2 separate regions of the Homo sapiens genome follow, and region 2 is linked to region 1. A link is a contact called in ENCODE Hi-C or POLR2A ChIA-PET data. All regions are on one chromosome and are shown on one strand. The core of a region is the stretch at or near the end of the contact, and the rest is flanking DNA. Distances in the headings are between cores, read along the strand shown.

What was found. A loop is a pair of places that touch in the nucleus more often than their neighbours do. ChIA-PET counts read pairs that join two places held with the same protein, here RNA polymerase II (POLR2A). Pooled maps may share reads with other maps.
Region 2: a loop to region 1 is called in a map of IMR-90, with 7 times the contacts of the local background. The contact joins two enhancer-like sites. A Hi-C loop is called at or near these places in 7 of 168 maps with a recorded cell type or tissue (GM23248, IMR-90, kidney and 3 more) and 6 of 50 pooled maps. POLR2A ChIA-PET finds 5 or more read pairs at or near these places in 2 of 52 experiments (AG04450 and HEK293).

The regions. Positions count from the first base shown.
Region 1 is chr12:58,362,738-58,368,805 of GRCh38, forward strand. No RefSeq gene overlaps it. Among named protein-coding and RNA genes, the nearest start is that of LINC02403, 280 kb to the left of the region's middle. Within about 2 kb of position 1,839, at least 2 of the 41 ENCODE cell types and tissues checked have a DNase peak (open chromatin) inside an H3K27ac peak, as active enhancers do.
Region 2 is chr12:58,527,247-58,533,303 of GRCh38, forward strand. No RefSeq gene overlaps it. Among named protein-coding and RNA genes, the nearest start is that of LINC02388, 250 kb to the right of the region's middle. Within about 2 kb of position 2,310, at least 4 of the 41 ENCODE cell types and tissues checked have a DNase peak (open chromatin) inside an H3K27ac peak, as active enhancers do.

The sequences.
Region 1 (6,068 bases), core at 589-3,088:
CTATTCTTTTCTTTGCTTGTTAAGAATTGGAAAAAGGAAGAAAAGTATTCCTAATACTAAGAAAGTCTTGTGGACACACTGATTGAGCAGCAGTGCCCTAGACCCCACACAACAGGAGACAACAACAAAATGCTATTAGGTTACAGGTGAACACATTATACATTGTGCAATGGACTTTAGCTATGCTGACAGCTACAAGGAACAATTTGATAAACAGTAGACTTGTGTATTTGTGTTGCATGTCTAAGGTGTCATTATAATAAGGTGTCATTATCCTTAGGAATGAGAAAACCAAGATAATTCAAGCAAGTTCTCTACAGTCAAACAACTGGAAAATGGCAGAGGGAGAATTTGAATGCAGGACTGTCCGATACTAAAGCTCATGTCCTTTTCATATGGCATACGATGGGCCAAGATCAGGTAGATAAATGGCCTTTTAGTAGAGCACAAGCCCACAGACTAGTTATCCTAATCTTGTGGTAGTGTAATTGAGAAGCTGTGACTCCTAATTGGTATTTTATAACCTAGGGCGAGTGCAGTAATAAGACGCTGTGTGTTAGAGCAAGAAAGGTTACCTGGATCTCAGGTGTAGGTTGGGGAGATGTGGCTGGTGAGAAAGCAGTTTTGGTAGGCATATAAGGAGTTTCAAGGAGCAGCTGCAGGCATGGGCTTCCCAGGACATGTCAGGAGCTCCGTCACAAATAGGCTGACCAGTGCTGCAGTGTGGGGGAACTGCAAGAGACATGAGAAGCTGCCCACGGAGACTCCCTAACTGATGACCTTCTTGACATAGCTTTTCCAAAAATCATCTCAAACATGTGTCATTTCTTTGTGTTGGGAACATTCGACATCCTCCTTCTAGCTATTATTGTTAACTGTAGTCATCCTACAGTGATATAGAACATTATAGTCAAAGAAATTTACTTTCATTTAAAAAACAGTGTCATAAATACTTTGAGATTAACTTTTTGTTTAAGATTAATGATTTGACTATGTGTTGGTTTGGTACAAAGAGCATTAACCTGAAAATCAGGAGACCTGAATTCTAACCCTGATTCAATTACCAAGTGGCTGCATGAACTTGTGGAAAATACTTTACTTCCATGAATTGCTTTTGCTTCACTTGTAAAACAAGAGGGTAGAATTGCTGCTTAGAGAATCCCTAAATTTTCTTTTGGAGTCACAATTTTTAAATTCTTTTATCTGTTTTGTTTACTGCTATACCTCCAGCATCTAGAACCATGCCTGGAACCCTGGAACAGAGCAGGTGCATAATATATACTTGTAGAATGAAGGAATTAAAGCATATCTGAGACAGAATTGGAGTTGGAATCCAAGCCTCTCTGATTTCAAAATCCATGCTCTTTGCATGATTATCCTACTGGTTGTTTAATTAACTAAAGACATTTGGATCAGAATTCCCAAGACTCTGGAAACCACAATTCTGGCCAGTTAATCTAAAGTCATTATGCCTTTTCTAAACTTCATATGGCTTGCCCAATTCAATCCCTGACAAAGTGTGTTTGTCAGCCTTAAGTAATAATGAATCTCTGTTAATAGCATATGAAGAGGAACTGGGTAGTGGGCAGGAGGTTAGTACCACCTGGTAAACCACTAATACAAATGGATATGTGTAAAAAAGGAAATACTTGTAGGATGGAGAAGTGGTACAGAGAGGAGTATAATTTACTTTATGGCAAGTGGAAGGGTCAGACAAGCCTTCAGAGGTGTGGTAAGGCCTGGAAAGGATCCTGAGATGGTACACATTCCTCCCCATGTGTCTAAAATGGGGAGACAGAACACACAAGGGATCCACCTAGACTAAGTTAGAACCTGCATTTCAGGCAGAATTAGGCAGAGCTAAAATTCCTAGTTCCTAGTCACCCATGAAACCACTAGATATTCCCTTATGTTAGGAGCTTTATTTCAATGCATTCATTAAAAATACTTTAAGCTTAATTATTGCAGCCTTTTACTTATGTGTAAGTAAAGTATTATGTGTATTTGGGTATTAAAAGTCACTGTTCTCTTTCTTGGGAATTATATGTTTTCATAAATCATTTTTTGGTGTTGTCCTCCTAGTATGCTAAAGGAGACCTTGATTGTAAAAGGTTAAATTGAAGATGAAGTAGAATAAACCATCTAGGGTTTCTGCTGTGTAAACTTGGTGTAAGTGTTGAGTCAGCTGCCTTTACTGTTGAGTGGAATCTGCAGAGCCTGTTGCTCTGTAGCCTGAATTTGTTCCCAGTGTCTCTGGTTCCCTATTGGTTTATGGCCAATGACTAATGCTTTACCCACGAGTCATTAAACCCATTCTGCACTTTTCTGGTTCCCTAATCTTCTTGGAATTCATCCTTGTGTCCAGTGGTCCAATGCTCTAACTTGGTATTTGGATGACTGAGTGAACAGAAATGGCAATAAAAATGTATATGTGATATAACAGTTCAAAATGCAATTCCCTTTAGAGAAGTCTTATGAGCAAATAAAATTCCTCCCAAATCATTTCAAATCATTGGAAGTATTTGAAGCTTTTCAGTTTCCTTTGCACCTTCATGAGAGGTCAACACATACAGCAAGGGTATCTGCTAGCTCTGCACACACTTACTTTGCCAAAAAATTCAGACTTCCCGGGGCAACTCTACTTTTTAAGGCTCCTGATTAACTGCACTGATGTAAGAAGGCAGAAGCGTGGATAATCTAATATAGATAGCAGCTGATGAATATGCATGTATTTGATGTTCTAGAAAACTACTTTAAAAGAACAATGAAATACCACTGATGGCTAAACTTAGGATGAGACGAAAAGATGTCCACCTCCTGGACTACTACTCAATTCTCTGAAATCCATGTCACTCTAAGAGCTGCTATTTTCACAGAAAAGAGCTAGGAATGGTCCAGTAACTATGCCAGCAATGTGGCAGACTAAGTGGGAGAGAAATGGCGTAGAGTGGGGAAGAAAGTGGGTATAAATAAGGCATGGGAATGTTCAGCTCACAGGGGTGGGTGAGGAGTTGGGGAAGGGGGTATAGATTTAGCTGCTTGTGTTGACTGACATTTAGCTTTACCCATCCCAACACAAGATCCAAAGGCTAAAGCCTGGCAGGAAGGCCACCTCAAACTCAAGTAACTGATAAGTATCCCACAGGGAGGTGGAGCACAGAGAAGGAGGACCTGTCAGATGTGGTGTTTGGGAGTTGAGGCAGGCAATGTCCAATCATTCTCTTGTAGATGGACGATGTAGACAGGGGGCTAATCTGTATGGCTAGGGCTGACAATGACTAGGGTAGAGCGAGACAGTAGTAAGTCAGATAAGAGAGTCCAAATTGTCTACAAGTAAAAGTGCTTGATGCCGATATTGGGAACCTGAATGTGAAACCAGAGGAATCATAGCACCAAATATATGGAAGCAAGAAACCATGGGTCCAGACAGGAGGCTGACCCTGGTGTGTCCCTGAGACACAGAGTATGTGACCCAGCTGGATTCTTTGTTTTTTTTTTGTTTGTTTGTTTTTGTTTTGTTTTTTTTGAAATGGAGTCTTGCTCTGTTGCCAGGCTGGAGTGCAGTGGTATGATCTTGGCTCACGACAACCTCCGACTCCATGATTCAAGCGATTTTCCTGCCTCAGCCTCCCGAGTAGCTAGGATTACAGGCATGCACTACCATGCTCACCCAGCTGGATTTTATGTGCTCTCTTTGGAGTGACATCTGGGGTTTTCAGCCACACTTAAAGGGCAGGGGATATGGACAGGCAAGTGATTAATTGTCTCCAGCAAAATCTGTTTTCAGGTTCCAGGGCACTATCTAGAGCATCCAAATGCTGCTGCCTAAACTGAAGTCCCAGGTGCCCAGAAGGTACGTTCTCTGGGTGGATTTTTTCTGGTTGGCCTGGAGAGGTCATGGACTACTTCCTAAAATGGGCCACTAAAGAATTTAGCCTTCGTGAACCCGGGAGGCGGAGGTTGCAGTGAGCCGAGATAGTGCCACTGCACTCCGGCCTGGGCGAAAGAGCAAGACTCTGTCTCAAAAAAAAAAAAAAAAAAAAAAAAAAAAAGTAGCCTTCAATAGTTTTTGACACTTGAAACAATAATTACTGCATTTCTTGTATGGAATTTTATACCACCTTTATGTTTACTAAATGAAGCTCAGTCCTGAAATATTTTCTGCCCACTTTCTGAGGAGAAAATAATAGAGTTGTATCCTTTATAAGTCTATTTCAAAAAGGAGGCTGCAAGTTGCTCCTGGGGAGGCATGGCAAAGACAGGTTCTGTACCTTTGTGGCCACAGGGCCTAAATATTAGTGAGATCCATTTCCAGAGAATGCCAACATTAATACAAAAGAGTTTAAACACCATTTACTGATATCCACCATTGGGAGAAATTAGCCTCAGGGCTTAAATACAAAATGTGCTAGTGATGAAGGGGCACATAAACAAACAGAGTATATCTTTTGAGATTGGACTTGTCTGGATGACTGTAGTCCTGAGAATTTGAGGGTATGCTTAAGATCTTATGAGTTCAGGGGTGATGTGTTTCTTGCAGGACTTCAAAAAGTCAGGTCACTTCTGTTGAGTCGTGCTCAGTCATTTTGAGCTTCTACAACTAAATTGCAAAGGGAGCAGTGTTCACACATGGTGAAACCATCGATTCACTCTTTATCCAAAGTTCTCTTTATTTGTGATTTCTCACCAGCACGCTGATGGTCACTAATCTCCTGCTGTCAAGATCTAGTTTCACAAGTTCCCCAAGCGAATCAATTTCAGGTATTGATCATTTGGCAACTGCTAATTGCTGTAGCTAAGAATTTAATTCAATGGCGAAAAAAAGGTCTATTTGTTCTATCCTTGCTATATATATGTTTTTGTAAGAAGATGCTTGTTTTTGCTTTATTAGCTATCCATTCTTTAATGTAAAATCAGTAGGCAAAACCTTGTAAAAATGGTATGATTTGTTGGCATTAAAGCTGAGATTGCCTTCAGGCTGCATTAATTTATGTATCTTTAAACATAAGCAAACTTTTACTTAATTCTTCTGTTTCATTTTAATTTATCAGCTGTCTCTATATAAGACAGGAGGCCTATTCTTCAAATAAGATTACTTTCTTTGATATTAGGCAACCCATCTTATTCTCTCGAGCACATTTTCATAGAAATAGGAGGATATATTTTTCTTAAAAATCATCAGCTGTGTCTCCAATTTCATGATTACTAAGGAAGTATGCAAAGGTAAAGGACAGGAAACTGATTCGTTGATTCAAATTTTGATGAAAAAAAAATCCTTCCCTTGTTGGCTAATCTCTTACTAGCAGAAATCTGAAAATGTTTTCTTGGGTAGAAAAGAGTAATTTTTCTTGGAAACTTATGAGATCAGGCTTTGTTTGATGCCCAGTGAGACAAGGGACAACAGTTCAGTTCACTGGTTTGCTCCTGGGAGCAGAGGCAAATTTGTCATCAATTATTCACATGAACCCAGAGCTGTGGTAGGGAAGAGGGAGGTTTGCTCAGGAGAAGCCAATCTTGAATGTGTAAGAGCTGTGGATTTTAAAATACAGCTTTGTGGCCAGGTTTTTGACATCCTGAAATACAAGTTTTTTTTCTTTTTTTTTTTGGGCCTTAAGATGAAACCTACAATATGAGGGTAAACAGTGGCTATAGATTAAGACATCATCTCCTTTGCGAGATGAAATCATCCACAGTTTGGCTAAGTAGTAATGTCTTTAGAGTTCAAAGTTTATAACTCCTACAGCCATTAGGAAATATTTTCTTGTATACATACATATATGACATCTGGGTTTCACACTCTACTCAGCTTCTAAGGTATTGTTGAAGACTATGTTGTCCAGCGTCATGACCATTAGATACATGTGGCTACTGAGCACTTAAACTCTCTCTGGGCTAAATTCAGATATGCTGTAAGTATAAAATACACACTGTATTTCAAATGGAAATGAAATTTCAAAATGGAAATATATTAATATTTTTATAAAATGGAAATATATTAATATTTTAAACATTGAGTACATATTAAAATAGTGATATTTTTGCTGGCCAGGTGCAGTGGCTTACGCCTG
Region 2 (6,057 bases), core at 1,060-3,559, 160 kb after region 1:
TTCCCTTACTTCAGAAAGTGCTATTTTAAATGCTTTTATGGCTCTGGGCTGCCTTTAGAATACTAGAAATCCTGTAGGATCACTTGCATGGGAAAGAGGGCAGAGAAGGATCAGTAGCCATGATGATCTGTCATGCCTGAATCATAGATGAGATTTGGGGACTGGGTATAGGTCTCTGCCTCCTTACCAGAGTTTCCCTGGGCAGTGGGATAATCTCTAGGACAGTATCCTGTCAGAGGAAGAAGCTTCCAAAGGACTAGGACAGATCGTCCAAGTAGGGTTAGGCACTCTCATTGGCACTCTGTGTGCATCCAGCCTGGAAAGGAAGCTCAGTGAAAACATATTAACTGGGATGCAGACAGACCCTGATGCCCACATGTTGCTCAGAGGACTTTAGCACAGAGTGAGTTCTTAGAAATAAATAGATTTGTACTCCCTCCCCACTTCTTTGTTAATTAATAAAGCCAAAAATGTAGGTGATATGGTATAGATAGAAGCAGACCTGGCATGTGATTGGGTTCATTTCTTCATGAAGCATTTATTGAGCACCTAGCATCCTTTCATCAAGGAAGGTTGGGATCTAGAGGAAAACCAAACATATTAACAAATAATTATCACATAGTAAAACTGTCATGGAAGAGGCATCTATGGAACACTACAGAAGAAAAACAAAGAAGAAATTTGCCACCCACCCACCTCTTCTGTGGTGTCTTGTTGAGAGAGTCTTCCACCCCTATTTCTGGTGAAGAAAGTACCCATTTGATGGAAATTTTCTCTCTTGGCCTTTCTCAGTGACCTACTGGAAGTTGAATAATTTCTGGAGTCTTTTGGACAGCCATTGATGTGTCATAAAAATGGCAAAAGCAAATTCATGGAATTGGGACTTACTGTGATAAAACACAGAAATGAGGTATAGGTGGATAGTTAAAAGTTTCCACTTTGGGTAATATTTAGGTATAAAATAGACACATATCTGTGCAGAGTGGTTGGGAAGCTGAGGGCTGGGCAGATAATTTTGAGATGTTTATTTTAGCTGTATGATTTGTTTTATTGTCTGGTAAGTGGTTACTTCAGAAACACTGTACAGATTGTATTTCCTAAAGTCACACAGTTGAGAATCTATTAAGCTTGAGCAAAACTTGATGCTTATTAAATAAACATTCTAAACATTCTCTTCAATTTTGCATGATTCTTTCTAAATAACTTTCCCTACCATGGGACTGTCATACCTAACACCTCAGAGAGTGGAAATTCCAGCACTGTTGCTGTTTGTGGTCTAAATGCAGATGCACACACTGAAGCTCCTTGAAAGCTTGTCTTCCTGCTGTATATCCTTTCAGCTTCTCTCATATTTCACCTTCCCTTTCCTCTTCCAGCTTGACCCTCCGTGGGGCCATCTGTGTGACTCCTTGGAATCTCCTGTGATAAGATGTGGGTTCTCTGTCAACAGCCTTTGGACCTGGTCTAGAACTTCTAAGCCAGGAGCTGCCCCCACAGTGAGAGGTGGACAGTCCAGCCAGATTCTTTTCACCCCTATCAGGTCAGACAGTTTCAAATCTTGCTGTAACACCAAATTCACCCATGGGAACCTATAAAACAAAGGGAAATGAGGAAGGTAACTTTTATTATAAGACTGTTTGGAGTCTGCAGAAATAGAATGAAGACTACAGTGGAACAGAGATCTCACAGTAACTGAGCAGGCTTTCCTGACTCTGTCCTAACAACTGGCCACTATTTTGAGGTGAAAAATGGTCTCGAGCAGAGAGATGTCTCAGATGACTATGTATATAGTTGATTCCCATTATTTGAGAAATTGGTATTTGTAAGTTTTCCTACTTGCTAAAATTTATTCATAACCCCAAGATCAACACTATTAGTGCTTTCATGGCCATTCAAGGACATGTGCAGAGCAGGAAGAATTTGAGTCATCTGAAGCACATGTTCCCAGCTGAGGTCAAGCAAGGCAATGCTCTGTCTTCTTGTTTATCTTTTATATTGTAAACAAGAGTCCTTTTCTCAGTCTATTGAGTGCCATTTTTTCACATTTGTGCTTACTTGTCGGTGATTTCAGTGTTTAAAATTGTCCCCAAGTGTAGTGCAGAAGTGTTGTCTATTGTTCCTCAGTGGAAGAAGACTGTAATGTGCCTTACAGAGAAAATACATGTGTTAAATAAATTTCATTCAGGCATGAGTCATGGTGCTGGTGGCTGAGTTCAATGTTAATGAGTCAACACTATATATTAAATAAGATGTATTTAAACAGAGACACATGAAACAAGGTTCACAAAAGTGTGACTAGAGGCTTGCAGGAACCTAACACTGTACTTCCCCTAGGAGCAATGGTTTAGTATTTGCTTATTCAGCATTTGTGGTGACTTTATAGAAAACAACAAGAATGAATAATGAGAACTGAGTTGTTTTTTTTGTTTTGTTTTTTAAAAGCAGTCATTTGTAAATCTATTCATATCACATTAAGCACAGTCTGGAAAGAAAATGGTGGTATTTATACAATCTCTAATGAATACAATAAACAAATGTAATTCTTCATAAGACAAAATAATTGTTTACAACTAATTAAAGCCTACTTACCTTCATCGAGATTTAATTTCTCTGTTTGCAAACAATATTAAATTTCAAGGCAAAGAAACAAAGGAAGGCCACCTCTTAATCCACCCCTGCATTTGTGGAGAACAAGGCTATTCCATTTACCATAGAGCTTTGTGAAACATTCATAATTCATAGAAGGGGCCATCTGAAAGCATTTCCCAGAATTGTCACAAAATTCTGCCAGCTCCTGCAGTGATGAAAACGTACAGTCTTGTGAATATGATTAAGGTGCATTGGAATCTAAGGAAACCATCCAATAGCCACTTTGCTCTCTTCACGCTCTTGGAATGTAGTCTCTGGAAGAAAGTCAGTTCTGACAGATGATTTCATGGTGTTTTACTCAGTGTGGGATGTACTTTAGAAGCAGTATATCAAAACCTTGACCTTTATTTCATTTTTTTCTTTATTGTTGATTTAGAAGATTAAAGGCATTCCAAAATCTTTTTCTAAATGTCTTCTCATATATGCAACAAAAAGGATTCAGAAAGGATTTGACACACAATGTAGAAGCATAAATCAGCCAAGGGGAGGATATTTGCAAATTGCTCTCCCCGTTATAATTTCATCTCATTAGGGAAGAAGGGACAGGTGGGTGTGCTAGCAGTTACAGATCAGGAATTGCATTTTCTTTCTAGATTGGTGAGGGATCGTATGGTATGAAACCCCCTTCTGAGAAAGCTATGCAGGTTTTTTATTACACATAAAAATCCTCCTCTGGTGGATTTTTGCAGTTTACAGAAAATGTGTAAACCGAAATTAGAAACTGCTTAGCTTTTACATTTTACTGACTTCTTGGGTTTAGTGTAAAAAAAGAAAGTGAAGGGATTCATGGTACAATTTTTATTTCCTTGATGGATTAAGATGAACATACGGTCTAAAGTAAATTTGTAAAATATATGTATTTAGTCACTGATGTCTAGAATATTTGATAGACCAAGGATGAAGGCATGTGGTCTAGGAGCTGTAAGACCTAATGAGTAATATTTGTGGTCACATTTGTATAACTCTATTGCTAACAAAGCCTGCTTTCTAAATACAGATGTCTTATGTTCAACTCTGAGGTTTTCTGACAATGAACAGGGTAAGTATAATAATCTCAGAATATGCAAGAATATGACAATGAGTATGTGCAGTCATTTAATATTATCGTTTCATCATTTTAATAGCCCTGTGGAGATATCAGTAAACAAGTATTTATTCAGTGCCGCCTTTAAACAATTTTATTTTTTTTATTGTGACAAAACATGCATAACATTTTAACCATTTTAAAGTGTACAGTTCTATGGCATTAAGAGCACTCAAAATGTTGTGCAACCTTCACCATTATCCAGTTCTAGAACTGTTTCATCTTTCCAAATGGAAACTCAGAACCCATTAAACAATAACTCCCCATTTCCCTCTCCTCCAAGACCCTAGTAACCTTTATGCTGCTTTCTGTCTCTATGACTTTGCCCACTCTGGATACCTCATATTAGTGGAATCATACAATATTTATCTCTTTGTAACTGGCTTATTTCACTTGGCATGATGTTTCCAAGGTATATCCGTGTTGTAGCCTGTATCAGAACTTCATTCCTTGTTAAAGCTGAATGAACAATTAAATTTTCCAGGATCCACTAGTGTTTCAGACACTATTCTAGACCTGAGTTTCTTACTGGGAAATCTTTCTGTTTATATTTTTCCCCATGGTGTCCACACTCTGGGAACATGATCACTTTATCCTGACTCCTGGCTTCTAGACAGGACAATGTCTTTTTCTTTCTCAGGTCCAAATTCAAATGACTACTCTTTGAATAAGACTATAAATATGTAATTATCAATAATCTATACTAATCACTACAAAGTAGCATACCCAACAATGCTGTGAAATGCAATCATAGTGATGTCTTTAAACCAGTGCTTCCAAGGGGCATGTTTAATGGCATGGCAAAGGAAGTGCCACGGTACTGCATGCAGGAGACAGCTACTTTCAATTTATACCATCAGGTAGTGACTTTTTCTACTAAGTGCAATAAATCAAACTTCTCTCTCTTTCTAGGAAGAGACAGAGAGGAGCAAAGCAAACCAAAAAGATTATTCCCATGATTAAAAAAGCAGACAACCAATATTTCTCCGAGTATATTGGAAGGAGGAATCTCCATGGAATCCAAATAATAAAGATGACATATTTCAACAAATTTATAAGCAGACATTAAAGCCTGAGACCAGATACAAAGATGCAACCATCCTTATACAAAACATCGTGGAAAACACAAGAGTAGAAGCCTAACTGGGACTATGTAAAGACAAAAAATGTTCCAGCAGGCCCAGAAGAGGATTCTCTTGACCTTAATGGCTAAGTTTTCATTTAAGTTCCTAGAATGTAGAAACTAGAATTTGATTGCAGAGCACTATAATAATATTTGAAGTCTGTTGTATTATTCCAGGCTTTATTAACAATAGAGCAAGTGTATTTTAATTACATACTATTGGCCTAGTAACTCTTCATGCATGTTTGTTGTATTCAGAAAGTCCCAAGTTAATTAATTCCTCTGGGTCAGTGTCTCTCAAACTTTAGTACATATTAGAATCACTTGGAGGGCTTGTTAAAACATAGATTTCTGGGATCCATCCCCAGAATTTCTGAATCATTGTGTGGAGTGGAGCCTGAGATTGGCATTTCTGAACAGTTCCCAGGTGATGCCAAGGCTGCCTGCCTGGGGGCCATATTTTAAGAACTGTTAGGTATATTTAGGTATATGTTAGATACCTGGATTGGATGAGTTGAACTTCAGTTAAGATTGTGATAAGCAGACTACATTTCAAATCTTCTCATCTTTTCCATCTGTGTTTTTACTTACCATTACTATCCAATCCTCCATCAGTTTCGCCTGAAGTACAAGAGCCTCCAAACTGGTCTCCAACATCCTTTCTTGCCTTCCTCCAATTTATCCTCTACAGAGCAGCCAGGATTATATTTTTAAAGCCTAAATCAGATCATTTTACTCTCTTGCTTAAAGCTCTTTGAACACTTTTAGTAGCACGAACTCCATAACACCCAGTCTTTGACCCGTGGCTCTCCAGGGCTTGCGTGATTTGGTCCCTGCCCATCTTTCTATCTTCATCTCCATCTCCTGCCTTCCTCCCTGTGATTCACTAAGCTTTTGTCACACTGACATGCTTTCAGCTCCTTCAAACACACCAACATTTTCTCCCTTGAGATTTTTAACCCCCACCCCCTGGCATGCCCTTTGCTGCCATAACCTCTCTTCATCTACTCTATGTCTGGCTAGATCTTCCTTTTCTTTCAGATGTCAGCTTAAATATTATCTACACAAAAACATCTTTTTTGATCATACACAATTAAAGTATGTCCCTCCTTTTATCCTGTTTCTTATTAGACTTTATTATATTCTTTTATTGCCTTTACCACAGTTGTTTACTTTTCTCATTAGGCTCTAACTTGCTTGA